3 separate regions of the Homo sapiens genome follow, and all the other regions are linked to region 2. Evidence: chromatin contacts called from ENCODE Hi-C or POLR2A ChIA-PET data. All regions are on one chromosome and are shown on one strand. The core of a region is the stretch at or near the end of the contact, and the rest is flanking DNA. Distances in the headings are between cores, read along the strand shown. Region 1 holds the start of LYVE1 (lymphatic vessel endothelial hyaluronan receptor 1). Region 2 holds the start of IRAG1 (inositol 1,4,5-triphosphate receptor associated 1). Region 3 overlaps IRAG1 (inositol 1,4,5-triphosphate receptor associated 1).

The links. A loop is a pair of places that touch in the nucleus more often than their neighbours do. ChIA-PET counts read pairs that join two places held with the same protein, here RNA polymerase II (POLR2A). Pooled maps may share reads with other maps.
Region 1: a map of ascending aorta shows a loop between it and region 2 (2.1-fold over the local background). The contact joins the promoter of LYVE1 here to the promoter of IRAG1 in region 2. A Hi-C loop is called at or near these places in 2 of 168 maps with a recorded cell type or tissue (aorta and ascending aorta) and 1 of 50 pooled maps. POLR2A ChIA-PET finds 5 or more read pairs at or near these places in 2 of 52 experiments (B cell and activated CD4-positive, alpha-beta T cell).
Region 3: a loop to region 2 is called in a map of ascending aorta, with 5 times the contacts of the local background. The contact joins the enhancer-like site here to the promoter of IRAG1 in region 2. A Hi-C loop is called at or near these places in 5 of 168 maps with a recorded cell type or tissue (ascending aorta, esophagus muscularis mucosa, ovary and 2 more) and 4 of 50 pooled maps. POLR2A ChIA-PET finds 5 or more read pairs at or near these places in 5 of 52 experiments (AG04450, BJ, Caco-2 and 2 more).

What each region holds. Positions count from the first base shown.
Region 1 is chr11:10,567,304-10,570,003 of GRCh38, forward strand. LYVE1 (lymphatic vessel endothelial hyaluronan receptor 1) reads right to left here and starts at 1,362. Exons shown (of 6, transcript NM_006691.4): 1 at 1,145-1,362. The coding sequence starts at 1,229. All of the region lies in intron 1 of IRAG1-AS1 (IRAG1 antisense RNA 1), which reads left to right.
Region 2 is chr11:10,692,326-10,695,025 of GRCh38, forward strand. IRAG1 (inositol 1,4,5-triphosphate receptor associated 1) reads right to left here and starts at 1,430. Exons shown (of 21, transcript NM_130385.4): 1 at 1,211-1,430. The coding sequence starts at 1,277.
Region 3 is chr11:10,624,620-10,627,319 of GRCh38, forward strand. It overlaps IRAG1 (inositol 1,4,5-triphosphate receptor associated 1), which reads right to left. Exons shown (of 21, transcript NM_130385.4): 9 at 1,347-1,964. Among named protein-coding and RNA genes, the nearest start is that of LYVE1, 57 kb to the left of the region's middle. Within about 2 kb of position 1,397, at least 7 of the 41 ENCODE cell types and tissues checked have a DNase peak (open chromatin) inside an H3K27ac peak, as active enhancers do; they include ascending aorta, where a contact is called at or near this core.

The DNA of each region.
Region 1 (2,700 bases), core at 112-2,611, 130 kb before region 2:
TGTAATTTCCCTAGAAAATCTTTTTCCCTTGCTGAGGATAGTCCAGAGTGTGATGGAGTCATTTTCAAAAAACAGTGTCCAATAGTTTGAATAATGGCAGCATTGTGGGGAAAAATAGTCTCCCCAGAGGATTTCAAAGAGGACCAAACTTATTTGAAAGTAACAGTATTTTAAAAAACTAATCATATAACTCTGACCTTTCTTATAAAATGTAATGCAACAACATATAAATCAACTCTGAATGTCTGTTTCTAGCATATTTTATATCTCAGGTCATCTTCCAGCATAGGAACACACATTTTCCTATTAAAGTGCTCAGATTTTCATTTGCCCAGAGCTGCAATGAGTGATTTGTGGTTACAATTTTTTTGCCTACAGTGCAAAATGAGGTTTCCATTTAGGCATCTCAAAAGCCCAGCGATCACTTTAAGTCATTCCTTTAGTAGACAGCCGATGGCTTAATTTTCAAACTTATATTTTTACAGATTTTTTTCAGCTAATTTGCTATTTACTGAATATTTTTTTAAAACATTGCACCTCATTCATGGTATGATAAAATCAAAATTAAAATAATTATGCTAACACTCCCAAAAAACATAAAAACAGGCCAATTTTAGTGAAAGTTACCCATTATTCCCAAGCTTAGTGATTGCTTTAAATTTTTTACAATCATGGTTTGCGTCTTCAATGAAATACTTAAAAAAAAATTATTACTTCTGGATGCAGTGGCTCATGCCTGCAATCCCAGTACTTTGGTAGGCTGAGGCAGGACGATCACTTGAAGCCAGGAGTTCAAGACCAGGCTGGGCAACAAAGCGAGATCCCATTGCTACAAAAAATTTAAATACCACCCATACAAAAAAGAGTAAAAATCAAATGGTTTCTCTTCAGTGTTTTATTTCAAAATGTCCTCATTAAAAATATTCCATAACCAAAAGTAAAAGTCCAGATGATACAAACGTAAATGTCAATCATTTTGGTGAAGTTGACAATATGGTGGTACATTTTTGGCAGAGCAGTACCACCAATTAGACCTGCTGTTGACACTGAGGGTCACCCTCATTCCCAGAAATCCATAGTCAACAGCTTAGGAGGCTTAGGACTGAAGCCTTGCTTCAGTTTGGAAATCTGGTGAGAAACCTACCTTCTGCACGCAAAGAGCCTTGGACCAGGAGCCTCGTGGTCCAGATGGAAGTGAGAAGCAACACCAGGCTGAAGCACCTGGCCATCGTGCCTACCCCTTCAGAGCCAGGGAAACACCTCAGATGGCCACTGGTGATATGAGAGGCAGATGCTCAATAACTAGTCCGGATGGAGAGTTCTGGAACTATGTTGAGGCTCACACTCACTGCTCCACTTCATAACCGAGACATCCGGATTTCCCTGCTTTCAAGCTTCTGACTTGTCAAGGTCACTGGGGGAAATGAATGACGTCCCTTGAACGCCCAGGCTGTACTTTGTGGATGGCCTTCTGGAAAATTTAGCTAATGCTGACTCAGAAAACACACAAATGAGGAAGGCAGATAGCACAGTGTGAACTGCTAAAGGTTCTCCCAATTCCCATATTCCCTGCTGTTCCTCCTCCCCCAGCAGCTCAGTTCTCACACCATTCACTGTTACTGCCTGTGGAGTCCATCGTTTATGTACTCCTAGAAACATCTCTGTCCCTAAAGGAGACTGAGCATAGGTTGTGCCTCTTTTCCTCCCGCAATCAGTGATTTTTCCACCCAGCTGTTCGGCCTTGTGATCTGCAGGGTATGATGCTGAAGCTCATGAAAGTAAATGTCCACTTAAATACTGAGTCTAGAACCTTCTGCCTTCCTTTGAGTCTCCTTTTACACATTTGAAATCTCTACACCACTACAGGTGATTCCTTTTTCAAAGAAACCAGGCACATATAAACATTCACATTTACATAACACAAGTAGGAGGGCAATTTACAAAATTAAACATTTTACACTTTCCCCAAGGATTTTTAACTTTACAATAGTAATCACCACAGGGGTCTTTTATGAAATAACTTTCTCTTAATAACTCCTTTCATATTCTGGTAGGCCAGAATTCAAGTCAGACTCCACCTTTGTTGTTCGATGAACATGAGGTTTATCTGTGCTGTGTACCAGCAGAGTGTATTCTATGTTTTTCCAGCCGGATTTTCAGTGGTTTTTGCTTCATGGTAATTATGGAGTTCTGGCTTGTAAGCAATGTCTTGGGCAAAGGTTTATGAGATTTTTCCAAAATGAATGTCTTTTATAGGAAAAGTATATGGATAACGAATTCTTTTTTATATAAGTGGTACTGGTCATAAAGTTAGATATTTGTGTGAAAAATATCAATAACAAAAAGAGAATCTGCTCTAAACAAATGCAGGGAACTTCTAAAAGACCAGGGTAACAGCCCTTACACATCTCCAATACCGACCTCATGATCTGGGTGAGCACAAGCCCCAGTTTCTCAGAAACATGCATGACTCTATCATCACAGCACCAGGGAGGCAGACAGGCAGAGTCCTGGCCTCTTCATGATTATTCTTAAAGCCTAACACCATGCCCGAAAGAGAGCTAGCTTTCTAGCATTTGTTCACTTATTGCAAAAAGAACGAAGGAAGACAGGAAGGGGAAGAATGAATCAGGGAAGGCAAGGCTTTGTGTCAAGGAGGAGAATGAGAGTCACAGTGATCACCAGCCATAGAATTTCTGG
Region 2 (2,700 bases), core at 180-2,679:
TGTGTTGAGAGGCATGGGCACTGGAGTTAGAGTCATACAAACTCATACAGGGTTTGAGTCCTAGCTCCGCTCCATCTTGGTGGAACGACCTTAGGCAAGTCACTTAACCTGAGTTCCCTCCCCCATAGAACTGTTGGGGTAGGGGAGTGCAGGGGGATGGGCAACTCCACCTGCCTCACTAGCATGTCATCGTCCCTCGGTGGGGGCAATACAATCCTTGGCAGGTCCTGACTCCTTTGGACCCCCAGCCTCACAGTCCCAGGAAGCTTCCTCCTTTTCCCTGCAAAAGACTCTGCTCAGACCAGATTTACTTCCCTGTGCCACCCCAGTGAGCAGCCTGAAGAGTGTTCAGCAGCTGCCGAGCTCTGGGAGGCTGGAGTGCTGGCCAGGGGTCCCAGACCCCGGGCTGCTGTTTACTCAAACTGCAGAGCCTCTATAGCCTTTACAACTGTTTCCTGGGCAGGAGGGAGCAAGACAGCTGGGCCTCTCTCTGGCCTCTGGCTTCCACTGGCTTTTCCTTTGGAAAAAGCCAGTTCAAATGGTGCTCACTCTAGGAATCGCTTCAACTCGGAGCCCTGGAGGTGAGCAGGGCCGGGCACGGGCCGGGCACATACACCCCCTCTAGGGAGCAGGGAAGGGCACAGGCCAGGGGAAGCTGGAGACAAAAGAGGAGACAGGGACAGAGATAAAAACAGGGACTGTGACAAGAACACAGGATGGGAAGGGCAGAGACAGAAATAGAGGCAGGCTTAAGGATCTAGACAGGTCATGCCAGCCCAGGTTCAAGGCAGAGGGGCGTAGGGGGACAGAGAGAGAGACACAGGAAGCACAGAGGGGAGAAAGCTCTGCTTAGCAGACTTGCCAAAGCTGAAGACCCCACTGTTGCCACAAAGGGGCCCACAGGAAAGCTAGGGGTTGCAATCGCCTGTCAGGACCCACATTTTCACCCTGAGCTGTGCACACTTTCCAACGGCAAGCAAAAGGAGCACAATCTAGTTAAGTTAGGACTGGCAAGATTCACTTCTGATTTAAAACTTAAGACAGCAACAATAAAGATACTCAGCTGAAATGCCACCCAACAAAGCCAGCTCCCCTGGAAAGTTAAAGTTTAGCACCCCCATCCCAGCACCCTGTACCTTTAAGGAAGAGAAGGTTCCCTCCGCTTCCCAGCCGAAGAGGCAGGTTATTCTAGGATATAGGGGAGGCTTACCTAAAACTGAGTTATTCTCCTTTCCTCCTCTGGCCAGCCTCTCTTCACTCTGGGGAGCTTTTACCATTTAAGGTCAATGTTACATCTGGCTCCGGAGCTCAGAGCCGAGAAGCCTCTGGCTGCAGAACCTCGGCCGCACGCCTCCTCTGAGAGGGGCTGGGACTTAGAGCCGAGAGCTCCTCTGGGAGCCCCACTCCGGCCTGGCTCGGGGGATAATGGCAGGGAAAGCCGACCAGCTGGCCTCAGGGCTCAGGGCAGGCTGGGCCTTTGGGGCAGTCGCTCACCCTGGGCCCCTCCGATGGGTATCCACACAGCAGATGGCAGTCCCCATGGCAACTCGTGCCACTGGACACTGTCCTGGCCGGACGGGAACAAAGGGACCCTGCAGATCTCCCCACCCGCCTGGAGCCTCCAGCAAGCATGTGAGCCTGGAGAAGACCCTGGGCCAGCGCCAAGAGAAACTGGGAATGGTTCCTGTCCTGGGGATTCGGGGGCAGGGGCTGCTCCCACTGCGTTAAACTCTTGGGATTGCCAGAGAGAATGGCCTGGGAGATTCAGCTACTCCCAGACTTGGCACCAGCCCCAGGGATGTCAACCTTGCTCCTCCATTAAACAGCCTGTGGTCTTAACATCGTGGAGCCTCAGTCTCCTCATCTCTAAAGTGGAAATAATAATGATAATGCCCGACTCACTAGGTAGTCAGGGGATTAAATGAGATGTTAGTCAAGTGTTTAACACACTGCCAGCATCTCATAAGAGCTAGATCAGTATGAATGAGCTTCCTGCCCCTGCCCAGGAAATCCATACCCTGTCCATACACACTCTTCACCTGCCTTGGGTATAGGGCCTACCCAAGGCCAGGATCATGGAGCTCCAAGCTGGGGGCAAGCCACATGGGGACTTCAGCCCCTTCTGTGGTTAGAGCAGCACAGAGAAACCCTAGGTAAAGTTGCTAGATAAATTACAGGACACCCATTTAAATTTGGATTTCAGATAAACACAGGACATACTTGTATTAAAGACTGTTATTTATCTGAAATTCAAATTTAATTAGTCATCCTCTATTTTTGTTTGATAAATCCGGGAACCCTAGCTTTTGGCCATCATTAGCCACCCAGAAAACATTCAGTAGTCATGGTAGAGAGCACTAGGGATTGGAGCTCCCAGGCCTATGGCCTCAAGCTCTCCTGGCAAACACAGTCCTTATGCTCAGCTCCTGGCCACAGATCAGTTGTGCAGCAGTGGCAGATGCTCTCCACTGAGCCTGGCCCACTGAGCCTCCATCCCAGCACCTTCCTCAGGCATGTGGTTCTCAGGAAGTCCTGTCTCTTCTGTGTGGTTGTTGTAAGAGAGATCACTAACAGGGGTGCAGCGCATGAAGTCCGCTACCCTCATCAATAATTGTTTTTTGTAAATGAAACCAGAGGAGGCTGTCTTGGGTACTAGCCATGCTTTCTCTCAAGTGTCCACACCTGTCCACATGGAGGTAC
Region 3 (2,700 bases), core at 147-2,646, 68 kb before region 2:
GGGAGGAAAGGAAGGGGCCAGCAGAGGGTGCTCATGATCCAAGTGGAAGTCATGGTCAAGGACCCTTTACCCATTTGGTTAGCAAGCCAGAGGCCCACAGCCCATCAGCTTCAGCACACTGGAGTCGGGTAGGGGCTGGGCACTCAGGTGCCAGGGTAGTGGTTAGTGACATGGGGCCTCCAGGTTCCCTGTAACTTCTCTGGGTGGGCGAAATCTGCAGGAGTGTAGGGAGTGAGGAGGCTCTGATAACCAGAGGCCCATGAAGGCAAATCCCTGGCTATCGGCCCCTTGGCTCCAACTTCCGCTAGAGATCCGGGACTGTGGCAACTCCTCTGGGCCCTGTGCTGTTTGATCCGCTAGTTAGTTGGGTCTTTCTGACTAGGAGGAGTTTTGTGTGTAAAATGTTAACATCAGCAGCCACGCCCCAGCTCCCCTGTGCCTCCAGTTCAGAGCATCATGAAGGTATCTGAATAGGATAGTGGCCAGCATTGGAATGTGTCCCTGCCAGCACACAAATCCCCTCAATTGTGCTTGAGTGCTATCGGGCACCTTCTTTTCTTCCCTGCCCCACATTTCCCTCTGTAGAGGAGCCAGGAGAAGCCTCCTGCTCTGAGGGTGCTGGGCCTCACTCTGTGGAATCCAGGTGCCTTGGTTTATATTCCAAGTGGGCCTTCTGGAGGAGACAGGACTGGTCAGAATTGCTTTGTCCTGTTATCTGGTCTCTATCTCTGGATGCCCCCAATCATACCCTGCATAGGGTGGCAACCCCACAGGAGACCGCTGTGCCTGGTTTGATGGCCAACAGAAGCTGAGGGGACACCATGGGCACTGGAAGAAACTCACCATGGGCGGAGCAGCCTTCACACTTGCAGATGGACTTAAAGCTTTTGTTAACAGGCATCAGGAAGGAAGGCTTGGGGGCATCACAAAGGAAATCACTATTTCACCCTTGCTAGCTAATCCTAGGCATGACTGGGCACTCCATCAAGGGATTCCTGTTTATGAGCCACTGACTCCGGTTGGAGGAGGAAAGCAGCCCAGGACTGAGGGGCCCACATGTCCCTCCACACGTCTGCCTTCCCCTGAGATGTGGCTTTGTGTGGCAACTAGATTTTAGACTGAGCTCTGCCTGGTAACTGGCATAAAAAAGCACCTAAAACTGGTATTTAGGAAAGAGATGCCACATAAATAGGCCTGACTTCTCAGAGTGGGAAAATTTACGCCCTCACAAGGCCCAAGTCCAGGCCAGAGCTGCCCTGGCCAGGGGCCCAGACTCAGCCCTGAGGTCTTCAGCCCAGGGAGTACCTGGAGTACACACTCTGCCCAACTGGCCCCCAGGAACCCACCTCTCGGAGCTTGGTCAGTTTCTGCATCCGCACGGGCTGCACTTGTATCTGAAAGTCTTTGAGACCAGGGGCCTTGGCCAGCTTGCCGCCGGCCTTGCCTGCAAAACGCTTTTCTTCCTCTGCCAGTGGCAGCTTGGCAAGCACTTTCTGCAGCCGGGGGCCAGGTTCTTCAGGGCCACTGTCCCAGGAGAGCCCTCGCAGCAGCGGGGGCCGGGACACAGTGGGTGGAAGCTCAGCTTTGGAGCCAGCCTCGGGCCCCATCGGCTCTCCAGCTGGGCCTCTCCCCTGGGAGGCTGGGGGACCCACTCCTGCCGCATCCTGGGTTGGACTTCTCGGCAGAGGGCTGCCCTCCCAGCCCGTTTTCAAGAGCTGCTTCCCCAGCTCGCTCTCCACGGGGCCAGGCTGAGGGCTGTTCAGGGCCATTTTCCCACTGCTGTTTGTAACAGGAGCTAGGCCTTTGGGTGTGGTCTCGGGGTACTGGAGGGGATCGAAGTTTTCCTTTTGTTCTATTGCAATCTCTTTGGACTTCTCAACTGGAGGAGGACGAGGAGCCAGCCTGCCCTGAGACACTTTCCTCTGGTCATTCTGCTTCCTGTCAGCTAGCCCTTTGGGGACGTTCTGAAAAAGACAAGGTAGAGCTGGAACCCTCGGGGGCAGGTTGAGGGGAAACAGGTGAGGCCACTTCTGCTGTGGAGTCTCTGCCCCCACACACCTTGCCAAGGGGCCCATTTGTATAAGTGTGTATGGGGTATGAGTGGACGATGTGGAAGGAGAGGGCTTCTGCCCGAGGTTTGTCAAACAGACAGGAAAATGGAACCTGCAATCCAAAACCAGCCAAGAATTTCCCAAGGGATAGGAGCTGAGGAAAACTGAATAGAAGGCAGCTTTGGCCCTAACTCAGTTGCCCCAGATCTAGCCTTGGTGCTGCTTAGCAAGGCCCTTAACTCTTAGGGACCCAGGTTTGTGAACCCTCTGAAATTATGTATGTGTATGTCTGTGTGTGGAGGGGTGTTTTTCTAGGAAAAACATCCACAGCTTTCAACAATTTCTCAGAGTTCCATGATCCAAAGAGGTTAGGGATCATTGGATGGGGTGATTCTTGCAAAGGTGATGTCTTCCTGCTCAGAAGCTCTAAGATTCTGCAGTGTTAGTTTACTTTGTTCATTCCCCAAGGGAAACCTGGGCCGTGAGCAGCACGTGGGTCTGGGGGTCTGTGTGGCTGCCTCGTGTGTGCTGAGACTCTTCCAGAGGACTGTATCCCAGACCCAGTTCCAGGTGACACTAAATTCTACTGCTGCCCTTGAAACACTGAGCACGTGGGCCCCTCGATGTGAGCAGGGTGGGGCGCTTCTGT